Regions from separate parts of the Homo sapiens genome. Here region 1 is linked to region 2. Evidence: read pairs that join two places in POLR2A ChIA-PET (ENCODE). Cell type or tissue: endothelial cell of umbilical vein. All regions are shown on one strand. Each heading gives the region's core, and the rest is flanking DNA. Links, peaks and the distances in the headings are about the cores only.

Region 1 (15,965 bases), core at 2,775-10,774, 170 kb before region 2:
GCAGATTTAGTTGAAGGCAGCGTGGAATGGCGTCTGCAGGGCTGTTGTGTACTTGACATAAACAGATTCGGTGTGGAACTGCATTGAGTTAACTCCTGACTAAAGGGTAATCGACCTGTTTACAAATAACCATGCAGGAGTACTGACAAGCATGGGACTAAAGCTTTGGGCAGGTTAATCTGTCACTCCTAAACAGTTCAAAATTATAGGGCGGTTGTGAAGGTGAATTAGATTTTATATATGGTTGGGGACAACATAGACACCTAGTTACACAGTCCAGATTCAGTGATTGGTAAAAGATCTTCCACAAGGGCTCCAGTGAAAGGTGCATCAGTTCTGAGTACAGGGCAGCAATGGTGGGCAAGGATGCACGTATGCGTTCACTACATGGACATTCGATGAATGAAGGTGTCCCGAATTAACATTATACTAGACAATGAAGGGTGTAAACTGCAGCCCAGGAGCACCACTGCCCTACCCCCTCAGTTACGAACTTTCACTGGATTCTTTAAATGTGGGCTGAAGATAATGGCACATAGTTTGAAGGATGTAGTGAGGATGGCTTTGTAGCCTTAGGACTGGGCAGTGATCAACGCAGTAAATGAAAGCTGCGATTGCCAGGTGAGGGCCCCGGTGCTCTGTACTCATTTTATTGTGCCCCTATCTGAACAGGATTCCGTAGAAATGACTTAGATGCTTATCTAGTATTTGACATTGAGATATTTATTTTGTGAAACAATGCAAGCGATTTTAAATCCCCACATACTATTTGATTAAGTGCAACATGGTACAGTCATGTGTAATCTCTTTACACGATAGTGCATCTAGTCCTTAGCCTTTAGTTATTGCACAACAATTATAAAGACCAGTGACCAGGACACGTGGACTCTGACAGGCAGATCGGCCTACACAACGAAAAATCAGAACAGTACACCAACTGGAATGGTCAAACAATTTAAGTCAAATGTTTTAATGGTGCAATTAAAATAAGGGTTCAAACATGTTTTCAATATATTAATTTCTTTAAAGTCATGTTCAGGCAAGGTGCTGTTTAAAAAACCACTATTAGCTTTGTCCACACATGTAAGTTATCAAAAGTTACCCAAGGTAATTTTGACGTTGAATGCAGCTTTAAACAATAAAAAAATGGTATTAGGTTTACTTCTCGAAGCAAAGAGAGCCCCCAACCTTGTAAACTAAACATTCTGACACAAATGCACAAAATTAAGTTGGCAACATTAATTTTGAGATGTAGTGTGATGCTGAGCAAACTTTTGGTCTTGACTCTTGAAATAATTAAAGAGAGCAGTTCTCCGTTTTGGCCTTCAGGAAGGGAAATCTGCCCATGGAACTCTCCCAATCAGATTAACAAACTGTTTCGATTCCCATATAAACCTGGAGGACACAGGAAACGCCAGATGGAAAAACTGGCTCTGGCTTTCTAACCCCATCCCATCTGTATGAGAGGACCCATCCTGTCATGTGCAGTGTTTGATGTTTTCACATACGCTCCTGTCTCAGGAAAACATTCAAGATTAGCTAGCCCCCAGGTGGTTGTACCTCATTGGTGAAAGGCTTGGGATGGTTTGATCTCATGGCTTTGCCTGATGTTCACATAAATCCCACTGTCCTTACCCAAGCTGATAGCGTGTTGTGTGTGTACTATGGCTACTTGCTTCCCAAATGCACAATTTAATGTGGAAAATAAGTTGCTCTGCCCATCTCTTCTGTCACCGAAATGAAAAGGCTCACAGAATTCCTCTCCCCACCCTCCAGACACATTGCACACTGACATTCTCTGGAAGTGTGGAAGGCCGCATACAAAGTATAGAAGTGAAAAAGTCCACTGTGCACCGGCTGCCTGAAGAAAAGCTTTGGAGGAGTAGAGGAGGCAAGTTGTTCAGCTTTGCTCTTACTGTGCTCATTTGCTGCCACAAACATGGGTAGACTTTTAAAAGCCATGGTGTGGGTCACGTATAACTTCTGGATCCACCATGATTCTTCCATGGTCTCCTTTGCCAAATCAAAGCTTTGCAGCAGGCAATCCAGACAGTTGTCACTAGATGCAGGGAATGACACCTCACAGTGGAATGGGCACTGGCAGGCAGAGGGCAGAAGCAGTCCTTTAAGAAACAGTAGCTGTGGCACAGAGGCCAGTGCTACAGTACAGATGGCGGCCAAGAACCCCACACATCCAGCTCGATGTCACAATATGGGGAACATCTGACATCACCCATCATGGCTGATCAGCAGCCTCCACAGGTGGGTCTTTCAGGAGGCAGGAAGTAGAGCGAGGGTCCATGGCTGAGTGCATTATAGTGATATAAACATCATCCATGTTTGGCATGACAAAAACTTTCTGTAGGAAGATATTAAAGAACAGCTATGTGGAAGAATGCCTTGCCAGGCTGTCACCCTCCTTTGTTCTGATAATTTTAGGGCTTAGACTGATTTTTAAAAGTACATATAAAAACTTGCTATGCATTCCAAACTAATTCTCCCACCATACATACTTTAGAAAGAGTTGAGGAATCATACCAGCGCATGGATACGAGAATCCTCTAATATATCAGCTCGGAGGCAGAAGTGGCCTTTGATTTTGTATACATATAATAAGGTTGCCCATATGCACTGATATATATCCAACAATTTAAGAGAATTGGCTTAAGCTGTTCACAGTAGTTCCCAGTTACTATGTCTAGAACACATATTCCATGTGAATTATCCTTTTATTAATAAATCCTAGCGATAAAATGTAAGCTAATGGCCAGGTGCGATGGTTCACGCCTGTAATCCCAGTACTTTGGGAGGCCAAGGCAGGCAGATCATCTGAGGTCCAGAGTTCAAGACCAGCCTGGCCAACATGGTGAAACCCTGTCTCAACTAAAAATACCAAAAAATTAGGCCAGGCATGGTAGCTCACACCTGTAATCCCAGCACTTTGGGAGGCCGAGGTGGGCAGATCACGAGGTTAGGAGATCGAGACCATCCTGGCTAATACAGTGAAACCCCCATCTCTACTAAAAATACAAAAAATTAGCTGGGTGTGGTGGCGGGTGCCTGTAGTCCCAGCTACTCGGGAGGCTGAGGCATGAGAATGGTGTGAACCTGGGGGACGGAGTTTGCAGTGAGCCGAGATGGCGCCATTGCACTCCAGCCTGGGCGACACAGCAAGACTCTGTCTTAAAAAAAAAAAAAAAAAAAAGAAAGAAAAAGGGAAAAATAAAAGGCATGATGTTCTTTCCCCTCAGTAGGTTCAAAGTACTTTTCTATTTGGTGATGACATTAAGCTTTTTCAGAAATTGGTTATCAGTTATGTTTAATCTCTAGTTTTTAAATAAGAGGATTTTTTTAAGGCAGTAACTCAAAATATACCACTGCAAAAAGAATGTAGGTCTTCTTCAAAAGGTGAATTTCATTAAAAGTAAATAGTTTGCTAATCCATAAAACCCCGACAGACAACTGTGCTTCAAATATCTGATAAAAGTTTGATGGAAATAGCTCATCCTAGGGCCTCAGCTATACTGCTATTACCTTTGGTGGCCAAATGCAGAAAGAAAAGCTGAGAGAGTAAGCTCTGGCTTAATGAACTCCCAGACTACACTAGAAGCTACCCAGGGGAGGGAGAGGCCAGATTCATCTTTGGACTCCCAGGGCAGGTGGTACCTGGCACACAGAAGGGTTTCCAGGAATGTTTGTTGAACTGAACAAACTGAGCAAGGTGAACAGCACACAAGAACAGGGGGCAGCCTCCCTGCCCACAGGCCGGGTGCTAAGAGTTGGGCAAGGCCAGGCCTTGCATAAGAGAAAACAAAGCCTGACAGTCCTGGCAGGCTTGCTGGGAAAAGACATCATCATTTTGCTCTGACCCAAATCTTTTGGGTTTCCTCTGAAGATGACTTAGTAATGTTCTGTGGATAAGTTTCAGGGCTTTGATACTGTACCTGAAGTTTTATTCCCATATTTGATCAAATGTAATACTCTTCCGGGATGAAGGTCACCATCAGATTTTCAAAAGAGGATCCTGACCCAGCTGAAGTTCAGAACCTCGGCTAAACCCAGAGCTTCTATACTTGGTGTGAAATACTAGATAACACTAGAGGTTTACCTGAAACTCTTGCTCCAGTTTCTTCTCTATCCAGTCTGTCACATGAACTAAAGTCACTTCTCTCTCTCCAAGTTTTGGCCGAGCTTTCAGCTCCACATGTGGTGGCTTTCGGAAACCATACCTTTTTGAAGACAAGTAATAACCACATTTAGAAGCAAAGCAAGGAATGAGACAGGCACTGACAGCAAACAGTTCTCATTTACATGGGGCTTTATCACTACTTAAAATGTTATTTTCTTCTGAAAATGCCCTCTAAAAATATTCCACACACAAAGTATGAATTGTGAACCCCCTGTGTTCCCTGGATGGTGTTAGGGCTGTGGCGGATTTAGAACAGTTCTGACAAACTGAGAGAGCCAGGAAGCACCACTGGAAAAGTCCATGACCTGGGCATTGGTTTCTGTTTTTTTCTAAAATGGCAATAACCTTTTTTCTTTCAATTTTTATAAAAGTAGTATATGTACATTACAAAAACAAAACATACATACAAGCAGATAAAGCAGAGAGTGAAAGACACACTGCCTCTCTCTGAATGTCATCCCCAAGAGAGGACTATTGACAGAAGTAGGGTGAACTCCCCTTACATTCTCCTGTGCATATGTCGATCAATAAGGTTTGAAACCTGTTTTTTCATCCTACACCCCAACAATACGCTTTGTATGACTTCCCGAGGGAGCAGACTGGCAATCAGAACTGTTGGCAAAGTATCCAGACAAGACCCTGTATGCTATCAACTATCTAAAACCTTAAATCTGTCCTGGACCAGTGCTTTTGGAAATACAGTAAAAATGTCAAGTTGCCATAAATATTTCTAAACACTCTATACTTATCTTTATGGATCAATAACACATAGTTCAGCATTTGAGCATGCCTTGGGTAGCACTATCCTAGAGCCCTTTTATTTTATCTCCCCCTGAGCAGAGGCATTTAAAACTGATAAATCTAAAGAATTGGCAGTAAGGAGAAGAAATGTATCAATTTTAACTATTAAAATTTTTTTAAGGTTTGAAAGACCATACAATATATTAACAGTGGTTATTTCTGGATGGTGAGATTATGGGTTTTTATTTATTTATCTATTTTTCACCTTTTCCCAATCTTTCTCTTTTTTTTAACAATGAAAATATTACTTTAAAAAAGTATAAAAAGGCATTTTAAAGTTTTATTGGGAAATACCAGCATTATCGTTAAATGGTTAGTCAATTCAAAACCCCTCTTCTGATCATTCCTACAAATCCTTCTGAATACCGATGGTATGTACTAGCATGTTGGTTTTACTCTATGATAGAACAGAGCTATATTTTTGTTATGAGTGTAGTTTATGGTACAATGAGATCTCTTATGCAATCACTATTTACACTTATGCCCATTTTTATAGGACTTAGCATGTCAATTTTAAATTGAGATTCACAGGCAGTGATGCTGAACTCATCAGTAATTTATTTCAGTGACTCTCAACCCTGGCTTCATCACCCCCGACCCCTGAAATCCGGGGGGATGGGCCAGGCATAGCTATATTTTTAGCAAGTCCCCAGGTGATTTTAACATGCAGCTGGGGCTGAGAATCCAGTCCTCAGACACCAAATGCACATGCTCCTGACTCCTCAGCATTGAGGCCTAACTCAGGGAAGTCTCCCTAACTTCCCAGACTCTGTTGGATGTGTGATCCCCATCTTTAAAGTAGGGATAACAATGGCATCTACCTCAACAGGATGCTATGAGGACTAATCAGGTAATGCAATTACAACCAGGGCCAGGCAGAGAATAAAGGCGCTATCTACAAATGACAGCTGTTATTACTGGCAGAACAGTTGGCTTTACAGAGGAGGAAGACCAATAATAGAAACAGCTTATCTCATAAACTTCATGTATTGACTTTAACTTTTCCTACCATGTGAACATGAATTCTTGAATGTGAATTCACCACTCACAGAAGAAAGTACCATCAGATTTGCAACTAATATTAAGGTCCCATGAAAATTGTTTGGAAGTGCTTCTGCCCGGGAGAAGGTACTTTCCATAACCTCAAGGTTAAGCAGGCTGGGATTTCTGTGGCCATGCAATAGGAGGAATCACTTATTGTCCCTGAGGGCCCTCTACGCACCATACTCGGTCAGTCGGGGGTGGTGGAATGTTGACCGCCAAGGTTCCTCTACATTCTTGTACTTCAACAGTGAGCAGCAGGGGTGTGTTGGAGACTTCTTCGATCTTCTTTTTAATAAACTCTGTCTCTGTTGCTTTTTGGAAATATTTTGACTTGGTAATTTTATCAACAAACCTCATAATCTTACTTGTTCGATGACCTCCAACGTACCTTCAAATGTGGAACACAAAGGGCGGTTAGCACAAACTTTGCTCTTTTCACAGACAAAAACCTGTGGCTCTTCGTTCCCCTTACTTTAGAGCACCACTCGATGTTTTGGATGTGGTGATTCTGTGTTGGGGCGGGGGGCATCCTGTGCATTGCAGGGTGTTCAGCAGCATCCCTGGTCTCTACCTACCAGATGCCAATAGCACTCCCCCTAGTTATGACAATAAAAAATGTTGCCAGACATCGGCAAATGTCCTCTGGGGGGCCAAATCACCCCCAGTTGAGAACTACTACTTCAGAGAAGGTGTAAATGTCTGAAACAGTCCAAACCTTGACAATGGAGAGCTGGACAAAGTCCTCATGCAGAGGTTTCTCACCTGTCCTCCTTTATACTACTCCAATACCAGACAGAAATCCAATGACATATCAATCTCATAATCTCCATGCAGCAAGTAACAAATCATGCTGCATCAATAGGACATAAATCAGTAATTAATGGACTGTCTTTAGGTGGTGTCACATGGCTACCTTGAGTGGCAATTACTTTTCAAAGGGCTTGGAACTTCTTAAAGAAAAATGTAGCCTGGGCAACACAGTGAGACCCCCATCTCTACAAAAAACAAACAGAAAATTAGCCAGGAGTGGTGGTGTGCATCTGTAGTCCCAGCTACTCGGGAGGCTAAAATGGGAGGATCACTTGAGCCCAGGAGGTTGAGGCTGCATTGAGCTATGATCGTGCCACTGCACTCCAGGCCTGGGTGACAGAGCAAGATGCTGTCTCAAGAAAACAAACAAACAAACAAAATGCTACACCAAGTTGACGTGCTCACAGGCCAAGAAAATAAGCTGTTGTATCAGGTCACATGTACCATGAGACTCAGAAGAAAGGATATTTGCTTTTTAAAATCCCCCACAGTTCCAGAACATGAGGAAAAGTATGTGTTCAGGGAAAAGCAATCATTCTTAAGAGGGTCAAGCAGCTAGACTGTAAATAATACACACAAACTTTGGCACCAACTCCTCAAACATCTGAATTCTCATCTCCTGTAGGATTTCAAAAGTGAATAGGTTGGTTTTTTCTTATAAAAGTTTCTGAATTATTTGGCTTCTTTTAGTTTCTTCAATTCACTTTATGTAATTAAAAGATCATTGTGGATAGGCTATTTAAGCACTTTGATCATTTCACAGCCCAAGTTAACAGGGAAAGAGTAACCCCCTCCAAATGAAGTTCATGATCCAAAAGATCAGCTCAGTCATCAGCGCTTTCAAAACTCGCCAAAGAAAATCATCTGAATGTTTCTGCTTTGCAGGAACTTGCAGCTCAACAGAAGCAAATGCACTCCAGCTGAAGCTGAGGGGAGGGAGGCTCTCCGGGGGGAGGGGGTGTATGCTCGGTTCCTTCTGAAGGCTCAGGGAGATGCTTTTCATCATCAGCACACCCTTCAACTTCTCTATTATTTAATCAAACAGCAGCAGAAAGCCATTTTAGTAAGGAAAGCTATATGGGTCTTTTTGCTTGGTTGCCTGGAATTTAAACAGACCACTGACCTGGGATATTAATAAAAAAACCATCTACTCAACATTAAAGAGGAAGGAAGATCACAGAGGAAGGAAGGGAAACAAGGTTCACTCCCAACTTGCTGTCCTGATCCCTGGAGACTCAGAGGCACAGAAGCACTGATCCACTCACCCTTCAGCCCCTGGGAGGAGCTGTTTGTCTCCCCCGCTGGGCTCTGGGGCATCGTCTTCCTCGGAGGAGCCAGCGCTGGAGGATTCCTCATCGCTGTCCGCCAGACAGAATGCCCGGGGCCTGCAACTGGACAGAGAGAGAGTCACCACCACTGCCTGCCCTCACCCAAGCTCTGCTTAGAAAGAGAACACACACACCCATGCACACACACTCAACCACAACAGGGTCGGGATGTAACTGTTAACTACATCTCGTCATTCTCTCCAACCCACCCAAACCAGAAGAGGCCCAATCCAAGAATCCTTGGATCAGCGCAGATGCTCAGGACACTCTTCAGCACCAAGGCCTCTGACAGGACCACAGAGGCCTTGGACCCAGAAGAGGTTGCTTTTGAGCATGCGTCAGAAGGACAGGAGGTGGGAGTGTGATGCGCACATAAAATGCAGTGATTTCAACCAGCAGTGCAGCGGAGCCACACGGGAGGATGAACAGAAAGAGCGGATGGTTGCAAGAGTGAGGTGACAGCTTATACTGGTGACATGGCCACTTCTCACTGATGATGGGATGTTGAGGCAAGTCCCTTGGCTCTGGCTTAATTCAGCAACTCTGATGCTTTCTGGCTTAGTAACCCTCCAAGTGAGTTTTGACTCATGACTCCTTTCCAGTGAAATTACGTATTTCACTCCACACCTGCCCTATCTCCTGAGGGTCACAGAAAAAGCCAACAACCACATACACACACACACACAAAAAGTCTCAGGAGACTCTAGGAAGCAACTGACATGAGAACCCAGGAAATTTTCCGGAAAAATACATGTCTAAAGACCATTCCTTTGACTGAAGTAAGGGAAAGCCTCATGGGACAGCAGTGTCCCTCACTCAGCTCTCCAGGGCAGATACTCAGTTCCAGAGGTGTGGGGTTGCTGGATTACCCGCAGAGGTGAGGGGTCCAGTTCCCGTCGGAGGGGACCTGGGGGCTTCTGGGCTGAGCCTCGGGCCTATAGAAAGCAGCTTCCTCCCTGGACCGTGGCTTTGCTTCAGAAAGTACTGGCAGGGCTGTGTCTGAGCCCAGAGACTTAAATGGGACAAAATGAACAAGGGACAGAGTAGTCTCTGAACACTATTACACAACCAAATGGTCACCAAGCAGAGGCTGGTCATTGTATTTTTGACAAGGACACAGTTACATGGACAAGGGAAGGCAGTGGGGCTCAGGGCCTATCTCCCTGCAGCTGCAGTCCTTTGGTTTTCCTGATGCTGTCCTTGGGCCACCAGAGGCCCACGGGGACAGTTATCGCCTGACCAACAGGAGCCAAAGGCACCCAAGGGCACAGCACACATGCCAGTGTGGAACTGAAGGCCCGGCAGTGGCCCCAGCCCTGTGCACTGGGAGGGTAGGACTGAAACCTCTACACTGGAAACAGGAGCCGGCTGTAAGAGGACCCGGACTGTGTCCTCCCTGGCAGGACACACAGCTCCTCCCTACCCCCACTCTGAAACATTAGAGCCAGTGCTCCAGCCAACAGGCTGGACTTCCACATTAAAGGGAAACTCCCTCTGCAGAAACAAAAGCCTCTTGTCCCTGGCCATGGGACAGCACGTAACTGAGTCTTCCTCCTTCCACCAGAGGCCTGGCTGGTCCAGGAAATGCTTATGTGTATCCACTGGCTGCAGAGCCATATCAGAGTGTGCTGTGGTTAGGCAGCCCTCACAGGAATCTTATATTTAAAATGTATATAGCAAAATTCAATTCCTATGAAAGCCTAAACCGGGTCTTGGGTGAGGAAAGTCAGAGATGTAAATCCCCAAAGATCACACGCCCCTCTCAGAAGAGCATCAGAGTTCTCCATCAGTAGGATGGCAGTGCCTGAGGCTCTCTGACCTCATGCTGCCAGGTGTGAAATCTGTCCCCACAGCACAGGGAGCCTGCTCCTCACCCACAAAGCACAAAAGGCTGCCTGCAAGCTCTGGGACCCCAGTGAGATCTGCTGAGCCACTGCTCCTTGTGTCCCCACTGGGCCATATCATCTGGCAGCTCCAACCCTGGGCAGAAGATGCCAGAGGCTGAGCGCTGTGGCAAGCTCTCAGGTTACTGAGTTAATCCTCTGCAGGTCACAGAACAGGACAAATTTTGTGGCTTGAAGTGAACACTTTAGGTAATGCTGTACCAGTTCAAGCTGATCAGATGATGTGAAAATCTGATTTTGACCGAGTGGTACCTCTGCTCTCCGCGCTGGGGGCAGTATTATGCGGCACCCAATACTTAGGAATTATAAGTGTAGCCCAGTGTTTGCCTGATATTCATTTTTATAAATGAACATGCATTTTATGACCTCAGCATGAACTTCAGAGGAAGATACACCACACTTACTTGTAGAAGACGTGCTGGAATGTAATTAGCCTACTTGTTTTAAACACACCTCAGAATTCCAGATGAGTGTGGTATCCTTTCAAAGAGACACCTTAAAAGGCTTATTCCAGTTATGTTCCTTCTGCCAAAAATCTTTTGGAAATGTCAGATATATAAGAAAAAGTGAATTATTTTATCACTGACACTCTTAGACCAAATATTTTATTTCTTGGTCTCATAATGACCACCACCTCTGATGACTTCTAGCAATTTCTCAAAGGTCCAAACCATCTACAAAGCAGGACAATTTGCTGTCACTCAGGATAGCTAAAAGAATGTCACGGACTGTGGAGGCAATTCTAAAAAGAAGCCCCCAAAATGCTTTAAATGAAGACGCATAATTAAATTAAGAAGCCCTGTGAGATGTTTGCTTTGAGGGAGACCACACTCAAGAATGCACTAATTTTTCTTTTGAGAAAATCAGTTCTATACACCTGCCACAGGCACACATGTGCATACACACCCACAAACTAGACTGAGTCACAGTGTAAACTGCAGGCACTCAGTGCCCAGAACACCAGGGGCCTGGGGGCAGATGGGTAGTTTGGGGTAGATGTGAACTAGTAACCCAAAAGAGGTCAGATGGGGCCACCTTCTGACTTGGGGACTTGTACAAAGGGCCCAGACTGCAGTGGTGGAGCAGGAAGAGGCCAAGTGCCTTATAGGAAACACTTCACTTCCATGCCACTTTCCATTTAAAGGCCACCCAAAAGGCAGAGCGCTCCCTTTAACTAACTCATTCTGGCCCTCTGCAGGGCAGTTCCTAAAGCAGAGGCTGCTCAGGTTACTATCTCAATCCCATCTGAATGTTGTATGTTATGTTACCTGCAGTGTGCGACAAAAGGACTATTTGGGAAAAGACTAAAGGAAAAATGCCCATGAAAATACAGCAGACACATATTTCAAAGGGAAGAGACTTTGCTAGGGCAAAGCTACACAGGTTAAAATCTCAGTCTAACCCTCAGGGTGCTAACTAAAGGTGAACAAACTTCCTACCAGTAAGGAGGACATCTCACAGGTTAAGCAGCATCTCCTCAGAGACTCCGCAAAAGCACAATCATTTGCACACTTGAACAGGGACTGAGAAAAGCAGTGAGATGAAGCCGAGGCCCTGCCAGGCAGGACACCAGGGAGCAGACCCTGATGTGGAGTGAAGCCCTGGACAGGTGGCCATGGGCTGCAGGGAGAGCCTGCAGGAAAGGGCTGCTGCTGGCCAATTCTTCAGATGTTCCGTGCTTTGGAGGTTTAATATTAAGGAAGATGTCAGTTCCAAAGGTCACACGCTTCAAACAGCTAATAAGTATGCTGACCCCTGTCCCTCCTCTGCTACTAAGCCGCGTGGTGATTCCGTAAACCTCATGACTGAGGAAGTGAAGTGGATTCTGGAATCACTTCTGGGATTAGGTTCTTAACCACGGATGGGCTTTCAGAGATTCACAATGCTCCTAGAAACTGTGAGCCAAATGGTGCATGTGGAAGCATTTGCAGAAAGAAGGACCCAGTGCTCTCAGGTTCCCGAAAGGGTCCTTTCTGAAAAAAGGGGTAAGGGTCCATTTTTCTGGGCCTTTTTCTCCCAAATGAAGTGCTGCTGGATTGTATTCCTCCTTACTTTTAAAAACAAATGATAGCCAACTACACATCAACATATAATTTAACACCCTCACAGGAAGAAGCAAAACATTTTATAACAGACTGTTCTAGAAAAAAATAGTACTTTAGAAATATAAGTGAAATATAATACCATCACATTCCTAAAGCAGAGGATCTTTTTTTCACTCAGTCTAGAGAAGCACAGCTTTCCAGAAACACGTCCACCCTCTGATCGGCCAGAGTTTATGAACTTGAAACTGGGCTACGAGGGCTGCATGAATAGCAGTGAATGTGGACGCATACGTGGCAAGCACCTCAGGGACCGGCCTGGTTGCCACCCCCGGTGCCCAAGACCCCCTTTGCAATGGAGTCCCTGTGCCCCTGTGCCCACATGGTGCTGTTTCTAGAAAGGGCTCCTTGCACAAACGCATCTGCCTGAGGTTGCTCTGCCACACTCCCTTTTTATTAGATCTCATTTTCAAGACTGCTTCTGCTTCAGGTGCTTCATTTTCTAGGCAGCTGGTTCTGCAACTCTGTCGTCATGAGCTAGATTTAATGTGCTCAGCTATGCGTGGGGGTGGGGTGGGGACAGCAGGACAAGGAATTGAGTCTGACTAGATCAGGACTCCAGCAATTCAAATTGGGGAAGTCTATAAGACTTTCCCTGTCAGGAAAGCCTCTTAACTACTCCTGGTGTCGGTTCTCTCAGGCTTTTATGTCCAAGAACGTGATGCCTTTATGTCCAAGAACGTGATGAAAAGACAGGTTTCCTCATGGTTTCACATGGGACCGAACAAGACTCAGAAGTTACAGGGTATGAAATGCTATGTGGAGAGTTGATAAATACCACACTCACCAGAAAATATAAATCCACAGATTGCCGAATCCAAACATATTTTAACAAATAGAAAAATGAAAGGAAAATAGCACAGACACCGGTTAGATTGCATATAGCTGGTAAAATTCTCCAATTATTAAAATAGAAACATTTCATTAAGTAACTTGAATAAATCAGAATAATCTAAGTAAAAGAATATTCTCCAATGCATAACCCAGCTCCCCCAATCTGCTACTACCACAAGCATGAATAAAAGCATTAGGTCAGTACCAGAACCAAGCAAAAGTCTAAGAGCCAGTATCTTATATTTAGACCCCATGGAGGTAGCTCCTTGTGACATTTTCATGTCATCATACTGTTGATTCCATGCAAAGGGCTAAAGATGTGAGAAGTAGCCTCTAGTCAACATTTTTAATTTGGTAAAAACAATAATATAATTTAAATTTATAGTCAAAGCAGTAATTTTAAGGAGAATAGGATGTAAAAGTTCCAGTTTATCTATTCTAGGCATTTAAGAGGGAAAAAAATTAAGCTTCATGAGTTACCTCACAATTTTGGAATATTTACTAAATCAGACAAACCCTAGGCAGCAGATACACTATCTACAAAGAGAGGGATTTACTACGCAAGTCAATATTGTATTATTTAGGGAAAATGCTTCTCAAAACACTTTTAGGAGCACCCTCTGTGCTACAAAATCAATCATCTAATTATAAATAATTCTGACTTTGTGATTAAAGCAGGTAGATTCAGCCTGCTCCACATATTGCTGTTTATGACCGGAAGGATCTTCATGATTCTATTCGAGGATCATTTTATTGCTCGGATGAGTCTGCCCTGCTTGTCTGAGTCAGTGATGTTTTCTGGGTAATCAATTCCATGTGTACCACCACCAGCACTGAGGTCAAAGGCGCTGTCACAGCTGAGCTGGGTTGGGAACTCACAGGCCACTGGGGATGAGACTAGGAAACCATTCCCTGAAATGCTCTGGTCCAGGAGCACTTACACAGAAGCTCACTCAACATCCAGGGGCCACTACACATCAAATCTGCTTCTCAAAGGCTGGAGGGAGAAGCTGGTGCCCCAGGATTGGATTAGTAAATTCATATATAGCCCCTTACCCTTCTTTGCCAATTTCTCCAACCTTCAGGGCTTCAACAAGAGGCTCTTTACCTAGTTTGGTCAAATTCATTTTGGTCTCGAGAGTCATCAGAAAGGACCCATTGTAGGACATTTCCAAATCAATCCAGAGTCCTGGAGAAATGGTGAAAAAACAGAAGGTTTTTTTCCCTCAAAAAAACACATGACTATAAATGACTTACATTTAAAAATATCTAAATAGGCACCATACTGAAAGTCCATGTATCGTCTACTACTCTAGTTGAGAAGAGGACTGAGAGCACATTGTGCCATCGACACACACGAGAACAGGTCATGGAATACATCGAGCCCCTGGTAAACAGCCAGCATCTGAGGACCCATTCACAGGATCCTGGGGAATTCAGTGCACAAGTCAGCATTGGAAGGGTCCCATCCTCTGGCTTCTAAAATCTCCTTGTATTTAGTAAGAAGACATATGCCTAGCGGAAGAAAATGGCTTGACCCAGGGCAAAGCCAGGACAAGGCATGCTGATGCCCAGCCAGTTACGAGGCACAAGGGAAGTGCTAAGACTTCTCTGTAAGCTGGGTTGTTCTTTAAAGACACATATGAGAACCGCTGTCTTTCTTAAAATTCTCCAGTATTGGGAGTGGGACACAGAAAATGGCTCAGATTTAACAGGAAGAGTGACAAAAACGTTTAAGACCTTCCTTTCTTTCTGGAAACTGCCCACTGATGGGAACCAAAGAATTAACTTTCAATTCCCAGGATTATCCAGATACAATTGCATAATCACTTTGTACCTTAGGCTAAAAATCAGCTCCTTAGGAAAGATACTATGCCAATGAGATCATATCTAAAAGGCTTGTAGCTTCATGGAATTTTACTGCAATGGCCGCTGTTCAGTGGTTTAAAATGCAAACAGGGTTTATCTCATGACCCTCTTCTACTTGAGGATTCTATGATTTGTCAAGTATTTTTCTGTGATTTTTCAGACTCGGGGCTCCAGAAGACCTCATGGACTTTCTATCAAAATGTGATCCTTTAAGTGGGTGTTTAAATGTTAATAAACTTTTATAGATCCTCACATGACAAATGACATCTAAAAGGAAGCAGGAAATTAATCTAAAACCATCGTTCACATACAGCATTGTTTTCAAGCAATTACAGTAAACAGCCCATCCCCTACACGGCCACCACCTCAGATAAAACCACTGCTTAACCCCACCCAGCACTAATGGTGTCATTCCTCACTAAAGGCAGGATGATTTCCATTTTGTTTTCAACAAATTCTTTTTACCATAATGGAAGGTAATTATTTTCCATGAATGACCTGGTTTAATTAAGTGATATGGAGATCAATTGTGATTATCTTCTTTGCAGCAATACTCACAAAACTGTTGTATTTCTTGTTTACATTAAGCAGTTAGAAAGAATTAATTAGCTTGCTCTTCAAAGGTACTATTACTGGAAATAAAGGGTATATCTGCTTTAATAAAGACATTTAGTTTTTAATCACTTCAGGAGAAAGGGGATTAGAGCAAAAGGCTAATATTAATAGATTTAAACTCAATGTAAAAGAACAACAATAAAGGAGATATTTATTGTTGTATAGTATTTCCAGCTTTGAAAATTAATATTCAAACTACCTAGTTACTATATACATCCAAACATAATCGTTTCTTTTGAAAATTCTAGTCAAGTTTCTAATAAATATTAATAGTATGCGTTGCCTTTGAAAATGGACATATTAAAGGCACCAGAATTATACTTCTTACAAAATGGAAAGTTTTGCTAGTCTGTTTTTTAAATGAAGATATATGGATTTAGGCTTAGTAAACTGCTGGCTCATGCCCAGTCACGGGGACATTCTACCAAATGATGTGTGGTCCAGCGTCCCTGCCAGGAGCTGGGAGGTG
Region 2 (15,965 bases), core at 3,322-11,321:
TATTGGCATTTGGGACTTGATCATGCTTGGTCGTGGGAGACGGTTCTGTGCCTGTAGGATGTTTAGGAGCATGCTTGGTTTCTACCCACCAGATGCCGGGAGCACACCCACCCAGCTGTGACAACCAAAAATGTCTCCAGACACCATTCCAAAACCAGCGGGAGACAAAATCGCCCGACAGTCGTTGCTTTAGTGAGTGAATGTTGACCTAAGCGTCACTTCGCCTGTCTTGAGTCTAGGTCGGGGAGTGGGTTCAGTTAGCCAATCAGAGAACGCTGATGGGGCGACCAGTATATGCTCATGAAATGGGTGGCTGACCTCTTGGGGTCAGAAGAGGGAAAAGTTTTACTGTGTGTTGGCTAAGGACCATTTTAAGTCCTTCAGTGACCGATTACCACATGAGAACACAAGAGGGCGCTCTAACTAATGAGTTCCGCGGCCGAGAAAACTCCTGGAGTGGGTGCTCCTGGGATGCTTCAGGTTTAGACACCGGGGTTACGGCAGCTGCCGAGGAAGGCTAAAGCCAGCGTCCTGGATTCAGACAGACCTTTTAGCCATTAAATCCACTAAGAAAGATCCCTGCGCATGAAGTTTCCTCCTCGGAAATATAGGCAGAAGGGAAAGTAATTTTAAACTCATGTGTGCTCCACAGGCCGGGGGCGGTGGCTCATGCCTGCAATCCCAGCACTTTGCGAGGCCAAGGAGGGAGGATCACTTGAGCCCAGAAGTTCGAGACCAGCCTGGGCACCATGGTGAAACCTCATCTCTGCAAAAAAAAAATTAAAAATTAGCCAGCTATGGCGGCTCACGCCTCTGGTCCCAGCTACCCAGGAAGCTGAGATGGGAGGATCGCTTGAGCCCAGGGGTTCGAGGCTGCGGTGAGCCATTGTTGTGCCACTGCACTCCAGCCTGGGCAACAGAGCAAGCCCCTGTCTCAACAAAACAAAACAAAACAAAAAATTCAGTCGTGCTGCATAAGTAAGGCACCAGGAGTAGGAATAGGGTCTTTGCAGCTCCCGTGGCAATTGCCCTTCTCTGGTGGTGGCAAGGGACTAAGGAACTCCCTGGACACAGGGGATCTGGCTGTCCCCAGATCATCAACAGAGACATGAAGGTCGTTAGAGGTCGTCTGATCCTTTGACCTCAATCTGAGCCCACCACTCAGAAAACCTGGAAATTGTATGACATTTTCGTGATACAACTCGGTGTGTGTGTGTTGGGGAAAGGAACCAACAGCTTTCATCATATTGTCAAAAGAGTCTAGGCTGGGCATGGTGGCTCACGCCTGCAATCCCAACCCAAAGGCCTGTGGAGCACACATGAGGACAAGGCGGGCAGATCACCAAAGGTCAGGCATTCGAGATCAGCCTGGCCAACGTGGTGAAACCCCATCTCTACTAAAAATACAAAAATTAGCCAGGCGTGGTGACATGTGCCTGTAATCCCAGCTACTCGGGAGGCTGAGACAGGAGAACTGCTTGAACCCAGGAGGCGGAGGTTGCAGTGAGCAGAGGTTGCGCCGCTGCAGTCCAGCCCGGGCAACAAGAGCGAATCTCCGTCTCAAAACAACAAAACAAAAACATAGACCTGCTCGGTTCTCTCTGTGACTTCAGAGGCCCAAGGAGTCCTCAGCACTATAGATGCATGTGGCCCCTCAGAAGACAACATTTCACAGATCTGCAAAGAGCAAAGGTCAAATTTATTTAATACAACATCCACGAGGGTCCCTGCAGCTGTGTCACTGAGGCAAACAGGAAAAGTGATTTTGGCTAGGCGTGGTTCTCATCTGTGAAATTCCACAGCGCAATGACAGCAGCCTCTCTCCCACCCACTCAAGACACTGTCAGGAATGTCTTAAGACCTCAGGAGACCACTTCTTTAGCAAGCAATTTTGTTTTTTGTTTTTTTTGAGATGGATTCTCACTCTGTCACTCAGGCTGGAGTGCAGTGGCGCGATCTCCGCTCACTACAACCTCCGTTTCCTGGGTTCAAGCGATAATCTCACCTCAGCCTCTTGAGTAGCTGATACTACAGGCATGCGCCACCACGCCCGGCTAATTCTTGTATTTTTAGTAGAGACAGGGTTTCATCAGGCTGGTCTCAAACTCCTGACCTCAGGTGATCCGCCCACCTCAGCCTCCTGAAGTGCTGGGATTACAGGCGTGAGCCACCTTGCCTGCCCTGGCAAGGAATACATTTTTAAAAATTAGTAAGAAACATACACATTTCAAGTTTTCAATTAAGAATAATATTTGCTGATGGCACCATCTTCCTGTCTTTCAGCCTTCAGCATGGTAGAGGAAAAGAGAAAGAGTGTAGACAAAAACAGTTGAAGAACATCTGTGCTTGTTCCACCTTCATTTTCTGTTTTGTGCGTTGCCTGAATGAACGGTGTCTTCAGGTTGGTATTTCACAGGCGGTGCTCCCAAGTAGTCTGGTTTTCCCATTTGTGGAGGGCGAGGTCATAGAGGGGACAGGGGGAGGCTGTCTGGTCAGCACTGTGTATTTCCAAAGAACAAGGACTAGCCAAAACTACAAGCCTTTGAAGGACCAAAGGAAAAGAGAAAAAACCAGCCTCTAACCAGGCCATGCGCTAGAAATGATTGAGTATAAAAAAGAAAATTGGTTTCTGTGTATGAGGGTGCATGGAAAAGGTCTTTATCTCTGCACAAAACAAAATATTCAAGTTTCAGAATATCCCAATGGCCTTGCCCTGGATCTCCTCTTGTGCTCTTCCAATTTCCAAGGATGTTCCAACTTGGTGGAAGGAGGGTATGTGGGAAATTCAACAGCCCCTCTGTATCTCTTTCTACCCAACATTAACTTAGCAGGATGGATTTAAGAACCGGCAGCTTAGCCTGAGGAATTGCTGTGTTCTGTGGGAGCAGGGCAGGTTCATAAATAAGTGCACAGAGGTCTTGAAATACAGGGATTATCTGTTCTTCTCGGAACATGGATGTCCTTCCAGGGATGTGCATCTGGCCTTGCTGTCTAAGTTCCATCAAGGGAGCCTTCCGTTCTCTGTAGCGACAAGAAACAAGGCAAGTTATGATCACACCTCTCAAGATTGAAGATTGCCCTGGTGGAGAGAAATGCAAAATGACAGCACTTCTCAAAGAAAATGCAAAGCAGGGCTGTCACACACTGGTCCCCCACCCTGCAGGGTTCTCTCTGTGACTTCAGAGGCCCAAGGAGTCCTCAGCACTACAGATACACGTGGCCCCTCAGAAGACAACATTTCACAGATCTGCAAAGAATAAAGGTCAAATTTACTTAATACAACACCCACCAGGGTTCCTGCAGCTGTGTCACTGAGGCAAACAGGGAAAGTAATTTTGGTTAGGTGTGGTTCTCACCTCTGAAATTCCACAGCACAATGACTGCAGCCTCTCTCCCACCCACTCAAGACATTGTCAGGAACGTCTTAAGACCTCAGGAGACCACTTCTTTAGCAAGCAATTTTTTTTAGATGGATTCTCACTCTGTCACTCAGGCTGGAGTGCAGTGGCGCGGTCTCTGCTCACTACACCCTCCCTCTCCTGGCTCCTGCCCGTATGTATTTCTCCTTCTCTCCATGCCTGCTCTGTAGGGACCATAGCCTCTGTCCCTGCATACATGTTGGACATCAATCACATCAGTCCACCAAGTAACTTCATCAAGCACCCATGTACGCCCAGCACAGCGTCCCAAGGGTGCCCCACTTACCCACAGAAGAAGAAAGGCAACTTTGTAAGAGATCTGACTTCTAGCTCCAGTTCTGTCTCTAGCTAACGTGAGATGTACCCGTTTGAGGCCTGTTTTTTAATTTTGAAAATGAAGGACTGAACTTAGATGGTCCAACTGAAATGTTTTAAAATGATATGATTCTACCTTAAAAAGAGAATGAAATTCTGATATATTTTCAACACAGGAAAACCTTGAAAACGTTATGCTAAATGAAATAAGGCAGACATGAAAGGACAAATATATGATTCCACTTATGTGATGTACCTCAAATAGTCAAATTCATAGAGACAGAAAGTAGACAGTGGTTGCTAGGGGTTGCTGGAGGGGCAATGGGGAGTTAGTGTTTAATGGGTACAGTGTTTCAGTGGCTGCTCTGCCTATGGAGTAGCCATTCTTTTGTTTCTTTACTTCTCTAATAAACTTGCTTTCACTTAAAAAGAAAAAGCTCTGGAGATGGATAGTGGTGGTGGTTGCACAGCAATGTGAACGGACCTAATGCAACTGAATTATACACTTTAAAATGGTTAAGTATACACTGGAAAATGGTGAATTTGCCGGGCGGGCGCAGTGGCTCACGCCTGTAATCCCAACACTTTGGGAGGCCGAGGCGGGTGGATCATGAGGTCAGGAGTTCAAGACCAGCCTGGCCAACATAGTGAAACCTTGTCTCTACTGAAAAATACAAAAATTAGCCGGGCGTGGTGGCGTGTGCCTGTAGTCCCAGCCACTCGGGAGGCTGAGGCAGGAGAATGGCGTGAACCCGGGAGGCGGAGCTTGCAGTGAGCCAAGATTGCGCCACTGCACTCCAACCTGGGCGACAGAGCAAGACTCCGTCTCAAAAAAAAAGAAAATGGTAAATTTAATATTATGTATATTTTATGACAATTAAAAAAAAGGATTCCTGGCTGGGCATGGTAGCTCATCCCTGTAATCCCAGCACTTTGGGAGGCCAAGGTGGGTGGATCCCCTGAGTTTAGGAGTTCCAGAACAGCCTGGGCAACATGGCGAAGCCCCATCTCTATCAAAAATGCAAAGAATTAGGCATACATGGTGGTGTGCACCTGTAGTCCCAGCTACTCAGGAGGCTGAGGTGGGAGGATCACTTGAGTCTGGGAGATGGAGGTTGCAGTGAGCTGAAATAGCACCCCTGCACTCCAGCCTGGGTGATAGAGTGAGACTTCATCTCAAAAAACACACAAACAAACAAAAAAAGCAAAAAAACACCCACAAAAGGATTCCTGGATTCCTTCTGCCATCCTGTAGTGCTCTTTAACAGCTTCAAATGGTATTTGTGTCACCTATCCACCTATCAGTGCCTGGACCCTTATCTGACCCACACTGTTCTCTATGCTGGGGATGCAAGAAGCTGTCCCCAAGAATTTTATATTGTATCAATTATTGATAAACAACACCACTATGAAGTAGAAGGTATAAGAGGTCTCAACAAACTGCAGAAGGGGTTCAGAGGCACTGAGAGGGCTCTGGGCTGGGCAGTGGGGGATTCACAGAAGCAACTCTGGAGTCAGCCTAAAGATTGGATTTTGACAAATGGAAGGAGCCCTTGGAGGGAAAAAGAGCAGGGCCTGCTGGGAGATACCAGAGTAGAGGGGGGCCCTGGGCAACAGTGGGCCCTGAAGAGCAGGCAGCACCTAAGTCCACTATTCTGGACCCTCCATGTGCACAGGACACTCTGCTGCAGGTGGAACTCAGCAAGGCAGAAGCTGGAGATGGAGGATGACCCAGGGTCTTGGGACCTCCACAGCCAGCCTGGCTGGCTTCCTGAGGGTGAGCTGGGATAGTGTCTCCATTTTGTTTCAGCCCTGCTGGGTCCAAGGACCCTTGGGGAACAGGATGCAGGGCCGAGGTGCCCCAACTAGAAAGCCAAGGCTCTGGCCCCTCCTCTGCCAGGAGAGCCCCATGCAAGTGGGCCAAGCAAGCCGTGCTGGCCCCAGAGGCTGGAGGCCTGCCAGCGCCGGCAGCCACCCTGCCCTATTTCCTCTGCTCTGCCTGGATGGGGGAGACATGACTCTGGTGTCCAGCCTTTCTGTGGGCCCCAGACCAAGTCCCTCCCCAGACACCTCCGCTCTCTCTCTGTGGGGGCAGCCAATGCCTGGGGCACCATTGCAGAACCAAAGCCACAGACAGGAAGGGCTGGGCCACAATCAACAGGGCCTTAGGGATTTTGAAGTAAAGGTTAACACGCTCACATCCAAGGTCTGGGCTTGCTGTGCTTAAATCAGAAGCCAGCCATCAGCCACCCAAGTGCAGTTGTGAAATCGCCCTGCCTTGTACCCGGAATATGGTGTGGTCTCCCTCAAAGGTCATTTTGATTTCAACACACCCTGGGATCTCTAGTTCCTGCTTCTACAAAGTGCTCCTGTGGGCACTTGCAATAGACCAGGTCTATGCCAGGTGCTCATTCAACCCTTGCAACAACCAAGTGAGGGAGTTTATGATTCCCAGTTTACAGATTAGGAAGTAGAGGTCTTGAGAGGCCAAGAAATTTGCCCATGGTGACATGGCTAAGAAGTGGGAAGTCAAGTGTTAATGTGGGTCTCTGATTCCTAAGTCAAAGCCTGGCCTTGGTTGAATCCTATGCCTTGGGTAAGCAACTGCTACATTCTCCATATGTGGCAGGGTCATTTCATGGCCAAATCAAGTTAAGTCCCCCATCCACACCTACTATTGCCCAAGTGATGAAAAGAGCTTGAGATCAACCAGCTTTTATATGGTGGTTTGCAGCTTGCAGCTTTTATATGGTGGTTGCAGTTGCTCATTTCATCCTTAAAATCCTAATAGGTTGCTCTTATCATCATTGTCATCACCATCTCCACTTTATAGATAAGGAAGCTTGAGCTTGAGGAAGACAGGCTCACCCAAAAGACAGCTGGAAAGCTGGAGCTCCCCTCCCATCCCCTGATCCTAGCACCTGGACAGTTTCCACTGTAGCCCAGCTGCCTCCTGGCCTCCAGGAAGGGGGGAGGCGAGCTATAGCTGCCAATTGCCTTTCTTTCTGTAAGAAGGCAGGGTCCTTTCCAAGATCCCAAGACTCTCACAAGTCCAGATTCACCCCTTTCATTTAAGTACAGGGTGTTCTCTTCCATGCTATCTGTCTGCGTCGGCCACACACACAATTTATAAACAAGGTAAAAATGGCAGAGGAAAAATGAAGTCAGAATGTGCCATTGAAGCAAGTCAAACAATACCAAATTAGTCTTTGGCTACGTGGCTATCTCATTGTTAAGATATTTCCTCCAATGTTTTCAGAGGCAACGGCCATTAAACAACTGGGAATGATCGCCAGGTTTGATTTCAGGAAGGAAATCTCCTCCCATTTCCCCACTGGGCAATTCAATTAATTTTCTCCTGACCCACACCAGCTGATTATTAGGGAAGCTATACCTGCTTCTTTTATAAACAAAACCCATTTGCTTAAAGGTTCAAAATTCCTTTCCCAACGGCTGGAAACCCTGTGCTCCCATCAAATGACTCTATTCTTTTTTCTGGGGGGACAGGACCAGTCATGGGTGAGCTCTCAGAACCATCCTGGGAGCAGACTTTGAGGCCCAAGGGCCAGCTTCTGGGTAAAGTTCTGTCTGGCCTGGAGCTCCAAGCCTTTGTCCAGAGACACCCTTTGGATCCAAGACAAAGTAAATAAGTTGGTCCTACAGGGTGTTTTGGGTGGACCCAGCCATGTTTATCGCTTCAGGAGAACACATCTGTGTCCCGCACTGCCCAGGGAGCAAAGACCTCATTTTCCACTCTCTCAAAGCCATTATTGCTGGGACAGCAACTTCACATCTTGGAGGGAGTCTCTGTCGTGACAGAGGACTGGCCGCAGAGTATAGAGGCCTGGGCTCTGTTCCTCACTCTATTAGCCATCCAGGTGACCCCAGACACGCTATTCTACCAGTGCAGGCCTCAGTTTCCTCATCTGTAAATTGGGCTCCTTGTCCCAGTGACACGATAGTCTCTGATTTCAGGAGTCTGAGTGGGTTTTGGCTAGGAAAAAAAACAACCATTCATTTCATTCCTCTTTTCCTTAAATTCATAGCTTTCTTCCATAAAAAGAATGTCAGTGGCTTCCTGTCTGTCAAAGGCATAATGAGCTCTGTTTTACAAGAGTCCAGACATGGGCAAAACAAAGGAAGCCAGGGGCCCACTGGAAGAGCTACCAGAAATCTTGCTGAAAGTTCTTCCCAGACCTAAAAGAAGTTTATGCGGCAAATGCCTCATTTCTTCAGATATTAGCTGCCCAGTTAACTCCTGCATTGCTGGGTAGCTCACAAAAAGGTTGGGATTGGAAGACACGTCTTTGCAAAAGTTGAACGTGGGCCTCTGTGTCTTTCATAAACCCTCCCATCTGCCAAATAGCAGATTCCTAACTCCATTTCCTACAGAATGAAGCTTCTTAACAAGGCATGTAAATCCTTTGGATTTAAGCCCTGACTTATCTTTCTCCCGTCACTTGTCACTGTCACACTCTTCTTTTCCCATCCCACACTGCTTGAAACTGGTCATCCCTCACCCTTGTGCTCCTGCTGATCTTTCTCCCTCAATGCTGCCATCACTCCATTCATTCTTCATGGCCCATTCCAAATGATTCCTTGGGGAAGAGGCCACTAGCTAGGTCTCTGTTCTGTGTTCCCATAGGCTCTGGCATAGCTCACTTTGCTTTATGATAAGTGATCACATGTCTGATTCCCTCATCAGAAGGTGAACTGAGGTCAAGAAGCTTGGGTGTCTCCTGCAGCTGATGGCCTGGTGTGTAGGGGGTAATTAGAATCGGCTAAATTGCAATGAGCTGTCAGCTGCTCCACTCCTCCAAGCATACACCCTAGATCTGCCTCACTTCCAGAGCCTAGACTTTGGCGTTAAACGAAATGTGTGCTTTGCTTGTTTGGCGCTAAGCACCCCAGAGTCCCAATCCCTTCACGTGTGGGCTGAGATGTAATGATGGAAATTGCAGGAGAGAATATTCGAAATCAGAACTGGCCAAGGCTAGTCAGAGAAGCCCAGGGCTTCTGGTCTGAAACAGACTAGGGAGCGGGGAAGAATTCATGTGAATGCAGGACGTGGGTGAGTCTGGAAATATTTCACTGTTCAGTGGAGTACTTTTAAATATAATGTATATGAAATGTGTACTTACAGAGTATCTGCTTTCCACGGCATCTACAAAACAAAGGATGACATGGCAGTGAGCAACGCAAATAACCCAGTTCAACTGCCCCAACAACATCACAGGGTCAGGAGCAGGTCGAGAAAAGAGGGAGGAGGCGAGAGCCAGGAGACATCAGCCGGCAGGTGCCCTTAGAGGTTTATGGCTCCTTTGTGCAAGACAGCTTCCCCGGGACCCTCTAGCTCCACATGACATGCGCATAAAGTCCCTGGCACTTCATTTAAAATTTTCTTTATTTTTTATTTTTTGAGACAGAGTCTCGCTTTGTCACTCAGGCTGGAGTGTGGTGGCGCCATCTTGGCTCACCGTAACCTCTACCTCCAGGGAATTCTCCTGCCTCAGCTGGCACTATCTCGGCTCACTGCACCCTCCGCCTCCCAGATTCAAGGAATTCTCCTGCCTCAGCCTCCCAAGTTGCTGGGACTACAGGCGCACACCACCATGCCTGGCTAATTTTTTTTGTATTTTTTGTAGAAATGGAGTTTTGCCATGTTGGCCAGGGTGGTCTCGAACTCCTGGCCTCAGGTGATCTGCCAACCCTGGCCTCCCAAAGTGCTGGGATTACAAGTGTGAGTCACCACATCTGGCCTCATTTAACATTTTAAACAGTTTTTTAGAAATGTAGTATCACGGCTGGGTGTGGTGGCTCATGCCTGTAATCCCAACAGTTGGAGAGGCTGAGGCAGGCGGATCACCTGAGGCCAGGAGACCAGCCTGGCCAACATGGTGAAATCCCATCTCTACTAAAAATACAAAATTAGCCAGGCGTGGTGGTGGGCACCTGTAGTCCCAGTTACTCGGGAGGCTGAGGCGGGAGAATCGCTTGAACCTAGGAGGCAGAGGTTGCAGTGAGCTGAGATCGCACCACTGCACTCCAGCCTGGGCGACACAGCAAGACTCCATCTCAAAAAAAAAAAAAAATTAGTAGCACATATTTTTTTAAGAAAAAAATGAAAACTATGGAAAGTAGGAAGTAGCAGATAAAAATGATATCTGGCCTCATTCTCCAAACCCTGTTGATACTTTTTTTTTTCCTAGTCATTTTCCACTACGATTTGGCTTTTTTGGGGGTGGGGAGCAGTTATAATTATACAGTATATGCCATTTTATAACTTAACTTTTTCATATAACATGGCTTTATAAACTTTTTCTGAAAACTTCTTAAGCATAATTGTCCAATTAGCTACTAAATAATTGTTAAATGGATGTACAACTATTGACTTCACCAATTCCTTACTTTAAAAATGTAGGTGCTTTCCAAGTTTTTGCTCTTTTCAATAACACCACCGGTATCCTCTTTGGGAATAAAGCTATTTCTAGATTTCATACTATTTTGTCAATCCCTTCCAGGAGCAGGCTCAACAGAGGAGGAGGCAGAAGCATTGCCAACGCTCTTAGCAGATCTGGGCAACTGTTTCCCCTTCCCCTCAGGAGTCTCCTCTCAACTGTGTGGGAGCCCACACCACCTTCTTTTTTTTTTTTTTTGAGACGGGGTCTAGCTCTGTCACCCAGGCTGGAGTGCAGTGGCTCACTGCAACCTCCATTTCCTGGGTTCAAGCAATTCTCCTGCCTCAGCCTCCCAGGTAGCTGGGATTACAGATGCCCACCACAATAGCCGGGTAATTTTTGTATTTTTAGTAGAGATGGGGTTTCGCCATGTTGGCCAGGCTGGTCTCAAACTCCTGACCTCAGGTGATCCACTCATCTCAGTCTCCCAAAGTGCTGGGATTACAGGCATGAGCCACTGTGCCCAGTCTCACACCACCTTCTTGGCAGGCGCCATGCTGTGTTTGCCTGGCCCTGCCAGTCTGCAGTTGCGCAAATGGTCCCAACCGGATGTCAGCAAGAGGACAGTGAGGCTGAGAAAAGCCAATGAGAGCAGGAAGCTCTGCATAGGTGGTGGGTGATCCCTGCCTGCATTCATTAGAGATGGTGTTTCCTATGAGAGGCAAGTGACGGGTATGGCTTGCCCTTCTGGAAAGGACCAGGACCCCACCCAATGGTCAGTGGCCCACATGCTGGGGCAGATCCCCAAACAGCTGACTGTGGACCCTGACTTGAAGACAGAGAAGTCATGGGGACCTCACCTGCTGCCTGGGGGAGACCCCAAGAGGAGATGTGGGCATTGGGGATGGTTGCTGTTCTCGAAGGTGGTGGAGGGAATGGTGGGAGGGCCATAAGTCCTCAGTCTTATCGAGAAAAGTACGCCAAGGGGCCTCAGTATAGACCCAGCCCCAAGCTCACATACAGTTCCTCCTGGACCTCGGGCAGGCTCAGGGCCTGTCTGTCACAGCGGGGGTCACAATCCTTCTGTTTCTCTAATTTAGAAATATCCTGTTTCCCCAAGTCCACCTCACCCTAACACCCTGTCTTATCACAAGTCCACTGCCCCTCCCCCATAGAGGGAACAGAGCCAGAAGTTCCTCAGGGGCCCTTTTTCTGTCCTGGCTGGGCCAGAGGCTGGTGTCAACAGCCAAATGATGAATCAGCCCAACGCTAATGTTGAGCCATTGTGTCAACTTCCATGCATTGAGTGAGGTTGAGGACAGCACCCCCAATGCAAATCTGACCTGCAAGGACCCAAAGGACCCCGTGATTCCTGGACCCTCCTAGTCCCCTAAGGGCTCTGGAACCTCTTTCCCAACAGCGAAAGAACCTCAAGTAGGCATTTTCTAAAGCAATCTGAAGACAAAATGTGAAAAACTCAAATACGGATGGAACACTTACTCCATGCACACTTGCAGTTCTTGTTTTTTTGGTAACAGAGCAATCATCACCAAAGTTGAATTGGAGGTAGCATCCATTTTTTCATGGGGATACTTTTTCACCATCTTGCACGCTGAAGTAGGAAATGCCTCCCCAGGGGCAGGGTTGGCAGTGCCCTCTGGCCTCACTGGCTCTGGGCCTCACAGGATGGGTGGGGACTGATCCTCAAGTGCTCTTCTCTTCCTCCCATAGGAGACTTGGCACAGAGGCCTCCTTTTCTTTGGTTCTTTCTCAGCCATTTCCTGTCACGGCTACTCTCGGCCCAGCTAGTCTTGGTATACTGGGTGGCAGGGGATGCGGTGAGGACCAGGGTTTCTGCCTCCCTAAGAAACACCCTGGAAGTCTGAATTCCAGGCAAATAGAAAGTAGAAGGTGGACTGGGCGCAGTGGCTCACGCCTGTCATCCCAGAACTTTGGGAGACCAAGGCCGGTGGATCACTTGTGGCCAGGAGTTCGAGACCAGCCTGGCCAACATGGTGAAACTCCGTCTCTACTAAAAATACAAAAATTAGCTGGGCGTGGTGGTGCATGCCTCCAATCCCAGCTACTTGGAAGCCTGAGGCATGAGAATCACTTGGACCCAGGAGGCGATTGTTGCAGTGAACCAAGATCGTGCTATTGCACTCCAGCCTGAGTGACAGAGCAAGACTTAGTCTCAAAAAACAAAAAATAGCAACAAAAAAGTAGAAGATGGACCATTGAGTGAGTAGATTCCGTGATGGGGAGGTGGGCCTCTGGCTCAACAGGTAGGGCTGGTGCCCAGAGCAAGACTCAGCACCCATCCAGAGCCACAGTAATCAGGTGGGATGTGCCTTAAGTCACCTCCCAAGACAGAGGGCAGGCAAAAGCTGGTACTGGAGAGGAAAACCAGCTCTCCTGTTGGAGGAGTTGCAGGAGGTGAATTCCTCTGGCCAGGGTTTCTCCATGGTGGCCCTGTTGAAATTTTGGGCTGGGTGGTGTTTTGTGGTGGGGAGGGGGCTGTCCTGTGCATTGTCGCATGTTTAGCGGTATCCCTGGCCTCTCTCCACGAGACGCAGTAGCATTCTCTTCTCTGTTCACCACGCTATGACAACCAAAAGTGTAGTACTTAGTGCCACTGAGCTGGATACTTAGAGTTAAAATGGTAAATTTTATGTGATATGTGTTTTACCACAATTTTAAGAATAAAATTGTAAAAAGTAAAAAAAAAAGTGGGCTGGGCATTGTAATCCCAGCACTTTGGGAGGCTGAGGCGGGCGGATTGCTTGAGCTCTGGAGTTCAAGACCAGCCTGGCCAATGTGACGAAACCCCATCTCTACTAAAATATAAAAATATTTTGCTGGGTGCGGTGGTGCATGCCTGTAGTCCCAGCTGAGTCAGAGGGGCCTGCCTGGGGAGGTGGAGGTTGCAGTGAGCCAAGATTGCGCCACTGCACTCCAGCCTGGGTGACAGAGAGAGACCCTGTCTCAAAAAAAAAAAAAAAAAAAAAAGGTGGAAAAAAAGCATAGTGTGGAATTCTACCATACATCTCTAGGCCACAGAGAGTCAATAGGGAAACTGAGACACACAGGATCCCTGCCAGTGCTGTGTCCATCCCCTAACGTGGGGAGGCAGCTGAGTGGAAGGCGCCTCATGATACAACAATTAAAAAAAAAAAAAAAAAGCTGTGCTTAGAGCCAAAAGCCAAGACTGGAAAGACCAGGCAGCTCCCCCACTGTCTGCAAGCTTTCCCATCAAACTCAAGTCCCCCGGGCCAGCGCCCAGCTCTCTCTCCTCGGCCCTGGGGCTGCTCCTTGGAGGCAGGCCTGCCCCATGCCCTATTGCTTATCTAGGGGAGGGCTTATTTTGTATTACTCAGGGGGTGAAAGGGGGTTTAAGGGCCAGAACTGTGCCCTTTAAGCCATTTCCCAAAATAGGCAGCCCTGAAATGCTGCATGCTAGAAGATGACGGGGAACATGAAGGGGAAAGGTCAGCAAAGACTCCGCTCTGCACCCAGCTGGCTCACTGATCTCACAGACCTACCCCACACTGGGCCCCAATTTTTTTTTTTGAGATGGAGTCTCACTCTGTCGCCCAGGCTGGAGTGCACTGGTGCGATCTTGGCTCACTGCAAGCTCTGCCTCCCGGGTTCACACCATTCTCCTGCCTCAGCCTCCCATGTAGCTGGACTACAGGCGCCCGCCACCACGTCCAGCTAATTTTTTGTATTTTTAGTAGAGATGGGGTTTCACCGTGTTAGCCAGGATGGTCTCGATCTCCTGACCTCATGATCCGCCCGCCTTAGCCTCCCAAATTGCTGGGATTACAGGCGTGAGCCACTGCGCACGGCCCTGGGCCCCCTGTTTTATTGGGGGTCACTCAATACCACCTTCCCTCTAATAAGCACAGTGTTTCTGGGTTTTACCTGCCCACCAATGCTGAAAGATCCCTCCAGGATTTCTGGAGGGTGAGAAAGACCCTACTCCTTCCAACAAGAAGCAGAGCCTTAGCGTGGCACAATCAGAAAGGAACATGCTGCATCAAGAGTGGTTCTCAAAGCCCGGGCCCCAGCGTGACGGCAGCAGCTGCGTGTGGACACCTGTTAGAAATGCACGTTTTCGGCACCGCTCCAGACCTAGTGAATGGGAAATTCACAGGGAGTGGGGTGCGCCAAACTATTGATGTTTTAATAAAGCCCGAGGACCACTGACCTGCCTCCAGCCCATACCTCATCTCACAGAGAAGGTGACCAAGGTCTTGAGAGGCTCTATGACTTGCCCAGGGTCACCCAGGCCACAGTAGAATATTACTCTTCATGTTTAAAGTAGATAGGATCTACTTAGGAGGCTGAGAGGGGAGGATGCTTGAGGCCGGGGGACAGAGGTTGCAGTGAGCCAAGATCATGCCACTGCACTCCAGCCTGAGTGACAGAGCCAGACCCTGTCTGAAAAAAAAAAAAGTAGACAAAAGTTCTCCAATTATGCCGATAACATGAAGCCTAAACTAAGAAAGATGGAAAACAGAAAAGAATGCAGTCAATTGGTTTGGCAACAAACAATGGACAGCAATTGGTAACAAACCAATTAAGAGAAAAAAAGAGAGGGAACAGGAAGGCTTTGAAGAGCATGGCTTCAGCCAGGCCCCCTGGGTTCAGTCCTTGCTCTGCCACTGGCTGTGGAACAAGGACAAATTAGTTAACCTCTGGGCCCGTTTCCCCATCTGCAGAGCAAGAATAATAATAGAACCCCCATCAACTGTTAGATGATCTTGGGGATTAAGGTAGGGCTCCAAGTGTCTCACACAGAGGGAGTGCTCAATACATATTAGCTTTAACTGTGACAGAGGAGGAAGGGACCCGCCCAACCGCAAGATAATTAGAGTATAGGGAGAAAACAATCAACATGGAACAAAAGAAATCTGCAGTCTACAGAGGTGGAATAATATCCAGAGGAAAGAGCTGCTGAAGAATTTGGCAATGATGAAGAATCTGGGGATGGTTATGATGATGAATAAGAAATGATGATCTGGCCGGGCGTGGTGTCTCACACCTGTTATCCCAGCACTTTGGGAGGCCAAGGCAGGTGGATCACCTGAGGTCTGGAGTTCGAGATCAGCCTGACCAATATGGTGAAACACCGTCTCTACTAAAAATACAAAAAAAATTACCCGGGCGTGGTGGCAGTAGCTGTGGTCCCAGCTACTCAGGAGGCTGAGGCAGAAGAATCACTTGAACCCGGGAGCTGGAGGTTGCAGTGAGCTGCGATCGCGCCACTGCACTCCAGCCTGGGTGACAGAGCGAAGACCCTGTCTCAAAAAAAAAAAAAAAGAAAGAAAGAAAGAAAGAAATGATGATCCTTAACAGCTCTGGGCTCTGGGGAAGACTTGAACAAAGAGAGGCTGAGGATGAGTGTGAGAGAAGCCTAAGCGGGTGGGTTACTGCTGGCTGAAGGATCTGGCTCTTTGGAGAATCATCTAACTCCCCCCAGGCAGAGAGGAGGGAATCTCTCTGATTTTATGTAGGGAGTGAAGGAAAAGAGATTACTTGGAAGATGTTTTCTATTAAGGAAGTCCCAGAGAATTTAGGAGAGAAATTCCTCAAATGGGATGCCTGCTCTTTAGCAACCAGTAAGAGGAAAAGAAAGAAAAGCTGAGCATTCAGGTGGCGCACGCCTGAATCCCAGCACTTTGGGAGGCCAAGGCGGGCAGATCACTTGAGCCCAGGAATTGGGCAATAGCCTGGGCAACATGGCGAATTAGCTGGGCATGGTGGTGCGTGCCTGTAATCCCAGCTTCTCCAGAGGCTGAGGCGGGAGGATCGCTTGAGCCCAGGAGGT

What was found. Peaks named below come from ENCODE experiments on the same cell type or tissue, not always from the same donor. Only the 100,000 strongest peaks of a DNase experiment are listed, where the experiment ranks them.
Region 1: POLR2A ChIA-PET joins it to region 2 with 12 read pairs; 4 of 35 experiments call an interaction of 5 or more read pairs at or near these places.

The regions. Positions count from the first base shown.
Region 1 is chr17:64,146,733-64,162,697 of GRCh38, forward strand. It overlaps TEX2 (testis expressed 2), which reads right to left. Exons shown (of 12, transcript NM_001288732.2): 8 at 14,069-14,201; 9 at 8,110-8,235; 10 at 6,213-6,422; 11 at 4,109-4,229; 12 at 495-2,359. The coding sequence ends at 2,237. Among named protein-coding and RNA genes, the nearest start is that of SNORA50C, 8.4 kb to the left of the region's middle. In endothelial cell of umbilical vein, for the core only: no CTCF peak of the experiment used is centred there; DNase peaks (open chromatin) are centred at 5,899 and 9,669; H3K27ac peaks cover 752 bases.
Region 2 is chr17:64,320,825-64,336,789 of GRCh38, forward strand. It overlaps PECAM1 (platelet and endothelial cell adhesion molecule 1), which reads right to left. Exons shown (of 16, transcript NM_000442.5): 15 at 8,876-8,898; 16 at 1-3,021. The coding sequence ends at 2,992. Among named protein-coding and RNA genes, the nearest start is that of PECAM1, 62 kb to the right of the region's middle. RefSeq lists a silencer at 213-424 and an enhancer at 5,584-5,663. In endothelial cell of umbilical vein, for the core only: no CTCF peak of the experiment used is centred there; DNase peaks (open chromatin) are centred at 5,867, 6,987, 7,877 and 8,427; H3K27ac peaks cover 4,552 bases.